Regions from separate parts of the Mus musculus genome. Here region 2 is linked to region 1. The links are chromatin loops, found by intact Hi-C in ENCODE. Cell type or tissue: heart. All regions are shown on one strand.

The links. A loop is a pair of places that touch in the nucleus more often than their neighbours do. Peaks named below come from ENCODE experiments on the same cell type or tissue, not always from the same donor. Only the 100,000 strongest peaks of a DNase experiment are listed, where the experiment ranks them.
Region 2: it touches region 1 in a loop (1.8-fold over the local background); 3 of 42 quality-filtered maps call a loop at or near these places.

What each region holds. Positions count from the first base shown.
Region 1 is chr17:83,346,195-83,354,194 of GRCm38, forward strand. It overlaps Eml4 (echinoderm microtubule associated protein like 4), which reads left to right and starts at 4,747. Exons shown (of 23, transcript NM_001379374.1): 1 at 4,747-5,045. The coding sequence starts at 5,021. In heart, a CTCF peak has its summit at 4,543; DNase peaks (open chromatin) are centred at 4,657 and 5,567; H3K4me3 peaks cover 3,936 bases; H3K27ac peaks cover 3,192 bases.
Region 2 is chr17:83,426,855-83,434,854 of GRCm38, forward strand. Eml4 (echinoderm microtubule associated protein like 4) reads left to right here. Exons shown (of 23, transcript NM_001379374.1): 4 at 369-497; 5 at 1,146-1,171; 6 at 1,362-1,394. Among named protein-coding and RNA genes, the nearest start is that of Gm46594, 42 kb to the right of the region's middle. In heart, no CTCF peak of the experiment used is centred here; a DNase peak (open chromatin) is centred at 4,017.

The DNA of each region.
Region 1 (8,000 bases):
TAGCAGGGGGTCTTCACTCGTGCCTGAAGATGTTTCTCGGGTTTCGGCACCACTTCTTGCACGCGCTCAACTGGCCAGGAAGAACGACGCTGCTACAGGATCCTTCTGCACACGTTTATTCAGTCCTGTTTCTTCTTTCTCTATATCTCCCTTGTTTATATATCTCCCTTGCTTTTATATCTCCCCCGAACCCTGGGCCTCTCACTCTTTTATACTCTCAGTTCTCATCCACGCACAGCAGGCCACGCCACCTCACCAGGCACGCAGCTTCAGCTAATCAGGGCAGCAGGGGCATATCTCCATCAAATTGGATTCACCGGTATCCTGGTGCACCTGCGCAGCTCTCAAGATGTTTGTGGCTTATATGAGGAAGTCAGGTGCAAGTCATATGACTTAGCTGCAGTCCCTGGCGCCTTTGGGACTGCCGCCACACCCGCTCCCCACACCTACCCACTGAGACTACTTCCACATTTACTCTATACCTACCGTAGGGTGATGGGCTTTCAGGAAGTGCAGATACACTGCTCAGGGGGTGGGAAAACGCAGCCTAAGATGTGGGAGACCAAAGTTGAGGTTCCCTGACTCCTGGGCATCCAGTCACCACTGAAAACCTTGCAGAGGAGTCAGGAACGGAAGGGTCCAGGGTCCACAGGCCTATGATAAGGAGCCTGGAGCAGGGGGTGGGGTAGCTTAATAGTGATGTCTGGGAGTGTGGAGGGGGCCTTCTGTGGAGACTTAGATGGCGGGGCTCTGTAGACAAAGGCTTTTTCCATGCTCCCCACGGTGGTGGTTCTTGATGAGAGAGATAGTCCTTGGTTCCAAATTGTTTACTGATTGTTCATCTTGGAAAATGGATGTGTATCACCTCCTCAGGGTGGACCAGAGGTTAAATACCTTTTGTAGGAAGGGATGTCTGGGAAGGGAAACTTATTGGCTAACTCTCAGGGTCTCTAGATACCTCAGTAGCATGGAAAACTCTCATCTACACGATTGTAAATCACGTTCCTATGTAGGGAGTGTGGTCACGTGACAAGGGCCTGGTTGGAAGCAAGCGAAGCTCCTACCATTCTCTGATACAAAGTTCTGGGACTTTCAACCTGCTCAGTCTTACCACGTTTCCTGGCACGGTCTACTGCCCTACATGAAACTACCCTACCTATTGAGACTACCCTACCCTTGAGACTACTCTACCCATTGAGACTACCTTACCCTTGAGACTGCCCTACCCATGGAGACTACCCTATCCTTGAGACTACTCTACCCTTGAGACTACTCTACCCATTGAGACTACCCTACCCTTGAGACTACCCTACCCTTGAGACTACTCTACCCTTGAGACTACCCTACCCATTGAGACTACCCAACCCATTGAGACTACCTTACCCATTGAGATTAATCTACCCATTGAGATTAATCTACCCATTGAGACTACCCTACCCATTGAGACTACCCTACCCATTGAGACTACCCTACCCATTGAGACTACCTTACCCATTGAGACTACCCTACCCATTGAGACTAATCTACCCATTGAGACTACCTTACCCATTGAGATTAATCTACCCATTGAGACTACCCTACCCATTGAGACTAATCTACCCATTGAGACTACCCTACCCATTGAGACTACCCTACCCATTGAGACTACCCTACTCATCTCTTCAGTCTTTATTTGTATTGTTCTGAGTTTTTAATTTCATTTTTTTTCTGTCTCAGCTTTTTGGTTTGTTTTTTGTTTTTGCTTTCGTTTTTGTTTAAAAACTTCTTTGGCTGATTTCAATGGTTAGAATAAATCTGGATTACTTAGGTAAAAATAACTGACACAGGCAGATTTATCATGAAATATACAATGCTTGATCTTCAGATGTCTTCATCCCTTGCCTCCACTTTTCCTGTTGGTTTGTCTGTCTTACTTTTGAAGATAGGATTAATTACAAGGTTTCTTTTTGTCCAGGCTCCCCTTAGACTTGCTATGGATGTGAAGATGATCTTGACCTTTTGGTCTCCCTGACTCAGCCTCCAGGGTGCTGAGCTTACAGGAAAACACAGCATGCCCGGCAGCCTGAGCCTGCACTGAGTGTGCCTGCCCTGAGTGTGCCTGCCCTGAGTGTGCCTGCACTGAGTGTGTAAGAAGGCGCATCTTTCCATCACAGCCTTCCTTCCCTTAGTCACGTATTCCACTCCGGCAGGAACTATTGGAATAACTAGATATCTGGGGCAACTAGCTTTCAAAGAGTTGGGGATACATTTGATGTTAGGCTTAGTGAAATATTCCACCCAGACCACGGCCATTTGCATTGAATCAGTGCCAGCTACTTTTGTTTAGCGATAGATTTCGGGAGTGCTCCTGTGGCTCAGCTCACTGACTTGCCTGGCGTCCCAGCATAGAATTTCAGGGCTAGAGGTTAGAACACCATATGGACATACAGCTGGCCCTGGCAGTATGTGAGGAGTGTGGGAGGAGCAAGGGTTGCAACACACAAAGCCAAAGGGGAAGGTCCTTGCAGTCATCAGATAAGTACATTGTAAGTAGAGAATTTGGCCTTCATTGATGGCAAGCCAAAATAGACATTTGTCTCCTGTCAAGAACATACTCAGTAACGCAGTGCTGTAGAATTTTAAATGTATAATACTTGTGTTTTTCTTTTTAAAATGTGAATCATATGAAATTAATCAGAATGCCTCTAGCAATTATATATAATGTATAGCATATATGTAATATATACATATATGTAATATATACATATATAATATACACGCATATATACATATAATATATACACATATGTAATATATACATATACACACATATATACATATATGTAATATATACGTATGTATACCTATATGTGATATATACATATATAATATATACATATATATACTATATATATGGCTTTACTATAAGTAGGAAATCAAGTTCTACTTCAATTATTGAAAACTTAAAAATTGGTTCACCATGCTAGAAGAAAACCTGACTTACTATTCTCTTCTTTTAGTTAAACATTTTTTAAAAAGCCAATGTCAGGTTTTCATTTGTTGTGCTTGTGCATGCGTGTGCCAGAGGTCAGCCTCAGGTACAGTTCCTCATGAGCTGTTTATGAGATAGGACCTCTCTGTGGAGGCTGGCTGGCCAGGATGCCCTGGCGTTCAGTTTGTCTCTGCCTTCCCAGATCTGGGATTGTAAGTGTACATCAGTACACTTTCCCTGCTTCTGTGGGAAGCACATTACTGACTGTCATCTCTCAGCCTTGCTGTGTCCTGTTTACAACACTGACCTCCTAGGTTTGCTGTGATGTTTCCTTAAGTTTTTAAGTTAGATTTTGTTTGTTGGCTGTTTCCAGAGCTGGGGATCAAACCCAGTGCCTCCTATTTACTAAGCACAATTGGTCACCGAGGTACACTCCCAGGCCCTTAGGAAAGAAGTTTAAAAAGGCATCAAAGGGGAGAGGTATCCTTCAAGGATGTTTAACAATCCTTTCAACCATTTAATTCTGTCAATTCTTTTCATGGCAGTTGTTGTTCCCCATTTCTTCTCTCCTTACTTCAATTTGTTCCTTGTAACCTACAACTCTATTAACAGACATTCTTATTTTTTTCCTAACCCAGCTACTTTAAAAGGTATATCTAATTTAGTCTCTGAGACACCTTACAGTTTTTTGTTACTCTAATCTGCACATCGACCTAGAAGGGACCTAAACTATTCAAATGTCTTTGTAAGGAAAGAGGATAAAATCAGAGGGTTGAGAGCTGGAGAGATATAGCTCAGCGGTTAAGAGCCCTGACTGCTCTTCCAGAGGTCCTGAGTTCAATTCCCCGCAACCACATGGTGACTCACAACCATCTGTAACCGGGTGACAGTGTACCCATATAAATTTAAAAAAAATCTTTAAAAAATAAAATAATAATAATAAAAGATTAGAGGGTTGAAGAAGATGGGATGAGTTTTGGTTGTGCTTGTGCATGCGTGTGCCAGAGGTCAGCCTCAGGTACAGTCTAGCACTTGAATTTGCAAATAAATTAAAGCAAGGCCTAAATTTAGTTAGGTGACTTCATAGATTTGAGCCTAGAACTAAGGTTTATTTAAAAACTAATAGTCTGTGCTATAGTTTCCTGATAGGCTATCCGGTGGCTTTGTGCCCTGATGGGAAGAACAAAAGGAGAGTAAGCCAAGCCAGTCTTTTACGTGCACTTTCCTCATAAGACTTGGGTAAGACGAACTCTTTTCATCCAGCATTAACATTGTTTGCTTGTGCTCTGTCCTAGAACCTGCGGTTGTGGCAGACATGGCCTCAGGCTGGTCAAAAAGTCTTGTCTCTACCTAGAATTCTCACTGACTAGAGGAGAGGGGAACCCCAAGAAGGGGAATCTTTCCTCTCACTCGTTAGCCTCCTCGTTACCTCCCTTCAAAAGAACTCTAGAACTGTGCTCCGCGGGCTTCCCAGAGGGAAAGAATCCCACAGTGCAGGTCAGCTTTCTAGCAGCAGGACACCCACGAGCCCCGTCCACTCAGACCCAGTTTCGGGCTGGAGAATCCTGGTGGCGAAACCGGGCCAGGAACACAAGAGCAGCCAATAGCCTCCTAACTCTCAAGAGTTCTCTGCGGCTGCGGAGGCAGGGCAGAGAGGGAGGGGCGTGTCGCGGGAAGCCCCGCCCCGTTCCGTCACGTGGGGCGGGATCGGAAGCGTGACGGCGTGCGCGGGGGCGGAGCCGTGGCTGCGCGCGGGCGCGGGGGCGGGGCGCGGCGCGGCGCGGCGCGGCGCTCACGGCTGCGGCTTAGGAGAGAGAGAGAGAGAGGGAGAGAGGCCGGGCAGGCGGCGGGCGGCGCGGCTCTCAACCTGATTGACCGACTGACCCTCGGGGCTGACGGGCTGACCGGCGGACGGCGGCGGCGGGAGTCGGAAGCCGCGCCGGGCGACGCTGAGAACCGGCGGGTCAGGTCCCGCGGCCGCCGCACGGTCGGGGCGCTGAATGAAGCGCCCGCCCCGCTGAGCCCCGAGCCCGGCGCGGTCCCCGCAAGATGGACGGTTTCGCCGGCAGCCTCGGTGAGTCCGGCCGCGGGCTCGCGCCCCTCGTACGTAACCCGGGACCCCGGCTTCCTGCGCGCGCGCGCGCCGCGGGCCCTGCTCCCCGGGCTGCCCCTGCGGGTGGCCGCCGCTCCCGGCACATGGTCCCCGCGAGGCTGCAGCCCCGCCGCCGCCTCCGGGACGGGCGGCCCCTCCCCCCATGCAGCCCTCGCCTCCAGACCCTCCCTTCTTCCCAGAGCCCCCTTCAGTGCGGGGGCCCTCCTTCCCCTCAACGACCCTCCAGCCGCTGCTACGTCCCTCCCGGTACACTTAGCACCTTCTTCTGACCCCCCCACCCCGTTAAAGTCAGGGCACCCCTTCATCAAATACAGACTCTCCCTCAGAGTACATCTCTCCACTTAAACGGAATGATAGGCAAGATTGGGGCAGCCTTTCCGGAGGGAGTAGGAATCCCCAGTCCCACTTCTGGATTGGAGTCACCCCTTTCAGTCTTTATATTTGAAGATTTATTAAGTAGCCCTCAGTAACTGACAGCTTCCCTCCACTTCCCTGAACGTTTTGCAGTGGTGGAGAGCATTATCATCTACTCAATACAGGGAAGGAAGAGGCGCATCTGTGTTGGGGGACCCTCTTTAAGAGTGAAAGCAGAAGTATGCTCTCCATGCGTGCTGGAGAGAAGTAATCCTGCCCAATGAACCCATAAGAGGGGGCCTCAATCGGAAAAGAAAGGATTCTCCATTTTTGGAATATGCTGTCTTTGTGGAATGGAGAGAAAGGGATAGGGTATCCTGTTGGCTGAAGTGTTTTCTCAGTGTTCCATTTAACCAGAGTACAGGTGCTAAATGTTGTGACTGACTTGAGGAACAGAACTCCAGGGTAACCAGTACCTGTGTCTGGAATGGCTATTCTTTGAGGCCACTGGAATCCAGTTACTGTAGAGATTTCAGTGTTACGGTGAGAGAAACGATTCTGTTTTTGCTGATACTGCGGTTATGTGATACCAGCGACTGGGTTTGATTTGTATATTTGACTAGTTTATGTGGTAGTAGCGTGTATAGTCGGATGCTTTTCTTTTTCCATTTCGTGATAATAAATCTCTAGTTAGTTAATGTTCACTGATCAGCAAACCATCTGGCACTAAGCCATATTTTAATCTGCCCACACAAGATTGGGATTAGATGGATTTTTTTTTTAAAGTAAAGTTAAAAAGTAAACAGAAGAGCATCAGGCTCTTACAGTTGTTAAATAGTAAAGGCACAATTTTGGTCTTGACTTTCTTGAGGGGAAAAAAAAATCATTGTTGTTATACAGCTTTGAGAATGGAAATCCTAAAATAGGAGCAATGCATTGTGGTTCTTTTCTCTCCAAAGACACCTGTTGTCCATTATCTAACCTTTGATGTTTTGTAATTCCTTACATAGTGAAGTTACTTCCTTCTCGGCCTCCTTTTAGCCAGGCATTAACTCTTAATTTGTTCTTTTTTGGTTTTGTGACTGGGTTCATTTCCCCAGTTCATACTGGCTAGTAGACTGGCCTGCGTGTCTGCTAACATGCAGATTGGGTATCTTTGGGGGGCTGTGATAATCTCTGTATGTAATGTGATCTTTACTCTTGTGCTTGTGCTGAGGAATTCTGGAGGGCTTTAAAAGTGCCTTTTTCACCAATTGAAACACTTAAGTTAATTTTGAAAGTGTATATGCCTTGTTAAACAAGTTTATGCGTAACTAATCCAGTAGAGACAACAGAAAGAGTTGCAATCAGGAAAACAAATCCCATTTTTATGTTGTGTTAAAGAGACATAATGACGTTAAACATTCATTTCACACCATCTTTTGTGATCGGAACATTGAATTGCCATCTTTTGAGTGGTAAAGGAAGGGGATGGTTTTTGTCTCCTTTCTGGAGTTGCCTTCGCTGAAGAGACTTTGTAACAGGAGTTGTGCTTTCTCTTTCTGTGGCTTTCTATGAGTAAAACTAGGCCCCATCTTAATTGAAACCTTAAAGGGGTGGGGGAGGGGGGGAGCTGGTATATTTTACTAGTAGCCTTTAAGCAGAGCTCTGCCAAGTTGCTTGTTTCTGTCCCCTGCAGTTCGTTAGCCTGGAGCTTAGAGTTACATTGATCTTTATTTTATCATCAAGAGAGCCATTAGCGTAAAAGAAAGCACTTATGTGTAAAGACTTCTTTTTTCAACTTAAAAAATTCAAAACATGTGAAATTCTTCTAGGGTAACATGGAAAGCGGTTTTTTTTTTCAAGGAAGTGGATGATGCTTCTATCTCCTTTCACATACTAGAGAGGGTTTTGGAAAATTGTGAGAAGACTACATTTTCATAAGCAAAAAAATTCAGTGCTTTTATCAGCAGAATGATTCTGTAAAAGCTGATTATTTAAGGGAATTTAAGGAAACCCAAACTATGCCTGTGGTTAGAGTGATTAGATAAGAAAAACATGCATTCTATAAGACACCAACATAGGGGATTTGGAAACCAGAGATAGGAATGTTAAATGATTGGCCATTTTGCTGCCACGTTGAAGTTACACATTTCTTGTATTACCCTTGTTTTACATAAAAACAACTGAAGGATCCGTTTACTCTGCAGCTGATGAATTCCAGGTAGTGTGGCTAGCCGGTGCTTGTACTATGCAGTTTCTCCTAGTTACATAGTATCTCCTAGTATCTTTCAGGACCTACACTAGGGTCATTTGAAAGGCAGCACTTGGAAAACACGTTTTTAAAGTTACCCCACGCTATTTTGGTGCGTTGTCACCACATCTCAGTATGGGTATACACACATGTCTCACAATATGTATCTTAAACCTCAGGTGTGTTTGCAAAAGCAGGAAACCACCAATAAATAAAGCCTTTCTCGCTGATCTTACTGACTTTTAAGGCAGGAGTTGGATACATTTTACGCTTAGTCTTCTTTTAGCATCTTTTTCTTATTTCAGGTTTTAAGTCAGTTTTTGTTGTTT
Region 2 (8,000 bases), 81 kb after region 1:
TTACAGATGAGTGAAACGTGCAGTCTCATATTTCAGTGGTTTATAAATCATTTTTATAGCTACAAACTATGAGAATTATTACATACAGATTTACACATTTTCCTTTCTTAACAGCAGATTGTAGAGATTTCTTTTTTTCAGATACTGTTTTTGCTAGTAGATCTCTTGAATGACAGCATAATGCAGACTTCCTGACTGCCTTGCTGACCCCTCCACTCATCCAGCCAGCTCCTCTCAACTAATCCTTCTCACCCCTGGATTTGCTTTAAGAGAATGTTAACAACGTCCGTCATTTTCTATTGAAACTGTCGATTACATGTCATTGCTTCTCAGAATGTTTCTCTAAGAAATTAATATGTTTCTTCTAGCATAAAACGTCCACCAACAGCTGAAAAGTCACATAACTCATGGGAAAATTCAGATGATAGTCGTAATAAATTAATGAAAACGGTTTCAACATCAAAACTAATATCAAAGGTTATAAAAAATGCAGACAAGTAAGTTGCTATACTTTATCATGTATGAAAATCAATAATTGTGTTTCTACACTGTTGTGTGTAACAACATGCCTGTTGTAGGTAATGATGTGCCTGGTTTGTTTTTTGTTGTTGTTGTTGTTGGTTTTTTTTTTTTTTAGTTTATTCATATTACTTTATTTTTATATGAGTAGCAGTCTTCAGATGCACCAGAATAAGGCATCAGATCCCATTACAGATGGGGGGCGCTGGGAATTGAACTCAGGACCTCTGGAAGAGCAGTGAGCCCTCTCAACTGCTAAGCTCTCTCACCAACCCCCTGATTTGAATTTTTAATCTATTTCAGTTGATTTTTTTTCTTGTCAGTGTATTTTTTTAAGTCTTCTATTAATTTTTCTTCAGTATCTCAGTTTTGTAAGATATAAGTATTATACTTTTTTTTTGTATGTGCTTTCAGTGTTTTGATGATCTTGTGTGATATTTACTGTTTTATAAAATAGTATATATTAGTAGTTGAAACTACTGAGAAACTGAAAAAAATACTACTTCCTGAATTTTACTTGTAGACATTTATCTAAGTTATGGGCTAGGCATCAAAATTTTTAAATTCTTTCAGGTGACTTTAATGATGAACCATATATAATAAATGTTCTTTGTATTCTCTTTTAGACATAAAGATGTCATCGTCAATCAAGGTAAATTAAAATTTCTTTTTAAAAATACTTGCCTTTTTAAAAAAAACATTTTAACTATTGTTGACTCATAAGAATATGCCTTAATTTTATTCAGTATAATTTATTCATTGTAATCGGAGACGTATTGCTGTAGTCATTTAAGAAAATGCTCGGTTTTTATTGTAAGATATGTCATTTTTGTCTCAACCAGCAAAAATGTCAACCCGGGAAAAAAACAGCCAAGGTAAGGATAAGCTCCGCAGGTTGCCCTGAGCTGGCCTTGTCTCCATCTCTTATTTGGCTTTTTGGCATTTCAACTCTGACTTTCCTCTTAACAAAGGAAATACTGTGGTAATTTGAACTAGTAAATTAACTGCTTTTAAAAAAAAAAAATCTATCATCTGTGAGATCTGAACAATTAAGGTGAATGGTAAAAATGAATATAACAACATAAGAAGTCCAAAAATGTATTTCCTCCAAAACTATACTAGAAAAGCCATTTAAAAGATTGATAAATTTTAACTCAGTTTCCTGTCTTTCCAACTTGGTTGCAAATAATCGTTTACTTTTTGCTGAAAAGAATCATATAATGAGTCTAGCAAAGCACTTCCTCTTAATTTTTTTCTCTTTTATTAATTCTTATTTCTGGCTACTTGCTGTCGCCTTGTTCTGACCAAAACAGAATAACTCTGTATATGTATATTTAATTGCAAAGTAAAGTTTTATATATCACTTTTACATTCTCAGATTGCTTGCAAATTTAATTGAAGCATGCAGTTTTAAATAAAACCTTGCCTTTTCTGTGCATGTTTTTTGCAGCTCATCTCTTGTGTCATAACTATCTTTGTTATCTGGACTATTAATTGGCTAAAATATGCTTAAATTTTTTGTTACCAATTTAACTTAATTTCTGTGGATTTTTGCTTTCATTTTATATTTTATATTTTTTAGTAAGAAAAATATACTTATTGGCTATAATCTTTAGGTCATCCATTTTTATACCAATTATAAATAAGTTGAAATGTGATGATATTCTTTAGTTAGATCTGAATTTTTTTGTAGTACAGTAGTGTAGATTCCATAATGCTGACATACTCAAGGAAAATACTGAATTTATTTACAAACACACTCTAACTCTAGCTGACCGTAGTTAACTAGAGACGCTGATCCTAGAAAGAACAGTGAATGTGAGGAGTCTCTTGTCCACACTCTTCTGTTTGGTAGCCTCATGGCCTAGGCCTAATGGCCGTGTCCTGGAATAGCGTTCTGGCCTGAGGATAGTGGTCACAGCGACGCTTCCTTCACATAACTCTTAAGGGTGGAACACTCCACGCAAAAACTAGGCGGTGGTGGCACACGCCTATTAATCCCAGCACTTGGGAGGCAGAGGCAGGCAGATTTCTGAGTTCGAGGCCAGCCTGGTCTACAAAGTGAGTTCCAGGACAGCCAGGGCTACACAAAGAAACCCTGTCTCAGGTTGGGGGGGGGGGGGATTTAACTCAGGAACTTCAGATAAGTGAGTGCTCTTAACCGTTAAGCCATCCCTTCAATTCCTCCCCACCCCCATCAACACTCTTGTTTAGTCATGGTTAGTTCCATCCCACTGAATTTAGGAAAAGAAGCTGACAGATTCTCAATTGTTGAGCAGGTGCACGGAGTGGGCAGTAGGAAGGGAGCATTGTGGAGACTAGCTCTGGAGACCCTGACATGTGACCTCTGCTGAAAGAGTGCTGCAGAGGCACACATGTGTAAAAGAGCTACAATAATTACACTGCAGTTGTCTTTAAAACTTGGAAAACAAAACAAAAACTCCTTAGCCCACCTACAGATATACAGTAGACATCTACACTCATGGCTTCTGGTGTCTAGAAGCTGACATTGAACTCATTATTTCACTTTCCCAAGTCTGTTTTTGTGTTAAAATCGCAGTGTGTGTGTGTCTGTGTGTCTGTCTTGTGTGTTTAAAAGCCCTACACTCAAATGTATAAAATAGAATGAAAACATAGTATTTGTTTGCTGTAAGAGCTAAATACATTTTTAAAGTACGATTTTCATTTATATGACATATTACAACATATTTTCTAATATTTTATATATTAATGCTAAAATCATTTTTGACATTCTTTTAAAATTGTTATTTATCTATTTTATTTTATTTTGGCCAATGACAACCACTACTGGTTCTAACCCATCTGCTTTGACATGGGAAGAAATCTATTTACATTTGATACTTGTAGGTGAGCGATACCAGAAAAATCTACCTAAAGTCTTCTGCCTTGAGTCATAGCAAAGTAAGAGGAAAGCTTGGAAAGGCTGCACGTTCTGAACAACTGCCAGCCACGAAAGCGGGTGTCCTGGTTGAAAGCAGGTGGCAGTGAGAAACGATGTACCCTGGCAGCTTTGAGGTCAGGTATGAGAGGAGAGGCAAAAGCTCCTACTGGCTTAGATGTTCACCAGACACTTGCTCTCTTCCTGGTTATAGACTTTTGTTATAGTCATAGTGGAGGTAAATTGCTTCACAGTTAGAACTTAAGTTTTCCTGTAGGGATGTCTATTGTTAGATGCAGCAGCTAGGCTTTGGTACAATGCTTCAGTTTGTAACTTACTAAAAAGCAGTTGTGGCTGTGTTTGTTGTGTGATGCTGAGAATTAAACCTGAGGCCTCTCATGCTAGGCAAACACTGTCCATTCTTTAATTGTAGACTGCAGCCCTGCACGCACTGAGCTCGCTAGGGAAACTCCCACTTCCTCAAACTCCAAAAGGCAGTCCAATGAGCTCAAGCGGGACTATGGGAGGATTTCTGGTGGTTAGAGGAAAGCCTGCCTTCCTCAGGAACTTGGGAAACTAGTTTCCATCTGCCAACAGGGGTCATTTCCCTTAGCTCTGGCAGAAGGGGCATCTAGCTGACTGTGATACCTGTTAGATGTCAGAGGATGCATTAATAACACAGTGTCGGTGCCAGCTAGCATCCTAGCCCTCCTCCCCACAGTCACTCACCCTCATCATACCCCGTATCCTCACTGGGCTCGTGCTCTCTGCTCCTGCTGCTCACTCTGCTCTCTACCCTCTGGCCCCTGCTAGTCTCCTCTCTCTCTCACATGCCCAGCCTGCTGGCTGTGTCCAATCTCCTCTCCTCCCCTCCCCTCCCCTCCCCCTACTCCCTCTCTCTCTTTCTCTCTCTCTTTCTCTCTCTCTCTCTCTCTCTCTCTCTCTGCTGTGGTACCTCTGGCTATTCTTTCTCTCATATGTATAGTTAAAAACTTTTCCCTTAAGCATACCGTGGGACAGTCTTGTTGTCAGTTTATACAGTAAGTAGCTTTCATAAAATTACCTGCTGCACTCATTCCATCTCTTTGTTAGAAATCTATTTTCTCCAGCAGGTAATTTTATGAAATCTGTGTAGTTGAAGAAAGCATCGATTGAGAAGCAAATGTTACTAAAAAGCCTACAATGATTGGAGTTAGTTAAATGGTTGCTTTCAAACATTTCTTTTTTTCATGTGTTTGTTCACATGTTTGTGGACACACGTGTATGTTCTGTGTGCCATCCGGTGGCCAGAAGTTTGATGTCTGGGGTCTTCCTCCATGAACTGTCATTAGAAACAAGAGCTGACCAGTTCAGCGGGTCTAGGTAGCTGACTTGCTCCAGGGATCACCTGTCTGTCGTCTGAGCTGTGGGACAGGCAGGTCACCATGCTTGGCCTGATTGACATGGGTACTGGAGATAGACACCCCAGTCTTCATGCTTGTACAACAAACACTTACCTGCTAAGCCTTCTCTTTAGCCCCTCAAATAAATGTTAAATAACCAATATAAACATTTATTGAATTGGAAAGAGAAAAATTAAGCCATAAATAAGCTTGAGATTCTAATAGCTCTTATAGATCTAAAATGCTTTTGAATTGTTCCTTTATCAGATAACCATTTAATATACTTAGTTGTTTGTTTAACAAAAATTTGAGTATTTCCTTGCCAGGCCCTGTACTAAGTACTTACAGTTATCACAGTTACTATGTCTGAACCATGTAGAATTTGGTAACAGTATGCCACACATACATGATATAGACAGACTATAACAAATTCCTGGTGTTATGAGATGATACATGTTTGGAAAGAGTAAGGACAGGTTGCTGTGTAGAGTGGTAGGGAAGGAATTTCTGATACAGTAACATTTAAGCTGTCCAAAGAAAATGAATGAAATAGGTGACTTTTATCATGGTAAGACATAACAGGTAGATCACCGATCACAGGATACATACAGTGTTGTATTTGTTAGCCATTACGTTTGTAGCATATGTGTTTATTCTTCTTCACCAGACACCTCACTCAGATCAGGGACAAGTGAATAATGCAAAAGAAAAAACATGAGATGTAGGAGCAGAGTTCCCTGTGTCACAGCAGCTTTAAAACATGACAGTTCTACAGTGTCTAAAGTTACACATGAACTTAGCTGCTGTTTCCCTAAGCTACTCACCCGTTGGTTCACCAAGGAATAGCTTCACCAAAAATACTGATTCCTCTTCCCCTTTAGTAACACTTTTAAATGTTTAAAGATTGTGAAATATTTTTTCTTTCTCAAAATGTATGTAAATACTACAAGCAGCACCTATAATTTGACCCAGGTTTATCATATCTTCACATTTTGTTTGATTTTATCCAAATGTTTTTAAAAAGAAATAAGACAGGAGAGCCAGGTGTGGGGCTCACACCTGTAATCCCAGCAGTTGAGAGGCTGAGGCAGGTCTATGGCAGGAGTTCAGGACAGCCTTGCTTAAGAATGAAACCCAATTTCACAAACCCTCAAAGCAAAGCACAAAGCATGAAAATTAAAACCTGTTTATTAGTCCTGCTGAATCAGTTTCATGTGCACCCAGGTTTCTGTAGTCCCCGGAACCTTGTGTCTCTTCTCCTGCCCAGTTAGTTAGGAAAGCAGGGTTGGAGAGATGCAGGCTTTACCGCTGCATCCCCTCCTCCTTCCCCTCCTCTGGGCAGCAGGGGCTCACTGTGTAGCTATGCTGTTACCTGACCGTTCAGAAGGAAAGCCCTTGGGGAGGGGGGCTGTAAAAGTCCAAACACATAAGTAACCTCCTGTGTGTGATGTTTTCAAGGAATTTTGACAGAGTTGTTTAAAAAAAAAAAAAAGAAAGAAAGAAAGAAGTTCAAAATTGATTAATTGTAAGTTGGCTTATTTTTTTAATTAACATCCAAATTTCTTATATATCTGTGTATCTATTTCTGAGGTAAGTTCCTAAATTGCTAGGACCATGGTTTTTGTATTATCATTATGTGTATATATCACACACACTAAGACTTTAGGAAATTTTGCTAATAGAACAAAGAAGGTGAAAAAAATAGCATTTTAATACTAGTCAAATTTTCAAACCCAGGTTTTATCCTAGTTGGTATTAAGTACATCACATTTGGTAGGCGCTATACCTAGGACTTTTTTTTAGATTAGACTGTTGGGATTTAAGTCATTCACCACCGCTTACGCCTACACATACACACATTCATACACACGCGTGCGCGCGCACACACACACACACATTTTTTAATTTTCTTATATATAACATTATTTTGTTGAACTTTTTCTCTTCTTTATGTTTTTCAAAGACAAGGTCTAAACTGGTTGGCCTGGAATTCGTTGTAGACCAAGCTGCCTCTGCCTCCTGAATTTTGGAATTAAAGCTATATGCCAACACAGCCAACCTGGTTTGTTGAATTCTAAAATATCATTACTTTCATACTACTGGTCAGAGAGATGGCTTGGTGGTTAAGAGCACCTGTTGTTCTTACAGAGGACCTGGGTTTGGTTCCTGTCACATATGGCAAGTTATGACCACCTAGAGCTCCAGTTACCAGGGATCCAGTGCCCTCTTCTGATCTCCCAGGACTTCTGTACACACATGGTTCACAGGTAGACACTTGGGTCATTAGCTGGTTCTAGGAAGTCTTCCAAAAAGGATCTTTGTCAGTTTCTACTATAAAACCAGAGTTCCTTTCTCCAGCATCTCTTTGGGTTTTAGCTGCATGGTTTATAGACAGAATTGCCATTAAAGAAACAGCTGAAAATGAGTAGATCCCTGGGTTTGTAGCAGTTTAGTGTCATCACGCTTTTCTGTATTTTGCTTATGTTTGAGACTCTAATTTAGAAGAAACTATTAGTTCTAAAAATTGTAAACTAGAAAAAAAATTTTTTTTGAAATGATATCTTAGATAACCTTTCTGGTCTTTTTGTTTTGGTTTGGTTTGGTTTGGTTTTTCAAGACATGGTTTCTCTGTGTAGTCCTGGCTGTCCTGGAACTCACTTTGTAGACCAGGCTGGCCTCGAACTCAGAAATCCATCTGCCTCTGCCTCTGCCTCCCAAGTGCTGGGATTAAAGGCGTGTGCCACCACTGCCCTGCCTTTCTGGTCTTAAGGTTAGTGTGCTACCAGATGGCCAATAACTCCTGTCCTCTTGTTTCAGCCTCCAAAATGTGGGGTTACAGGCATCCACCACCATGCTCAGGGATCTGAATCGTTTATTTTTATTCTATTTATATGCATTGATGTTTTTGCCTGTTTCATACATGTATGTCTGTATAAAGATGTCAGATCTTGGAGTTAGAGACAGTTGTGAGCTGTCATGTGGATGCTGGGAATTGAACTCAGGTCCTCTGGAAGAACAGCCAGTGAGTGCTCTTAACCGCTGAGCCATCTCTCCAGCACATGTTCAGGGTTCTTAAAGTAGACATCTGTGGGAGAAGATGCTGAAGCTGTCAGCACACTAGAAATTCAGAGGTCTTCAGCAGTAGCACCCATAACACGAGTGACTGCAGTCTAAACGTACGCAGTCTACTGTTTCTAAAA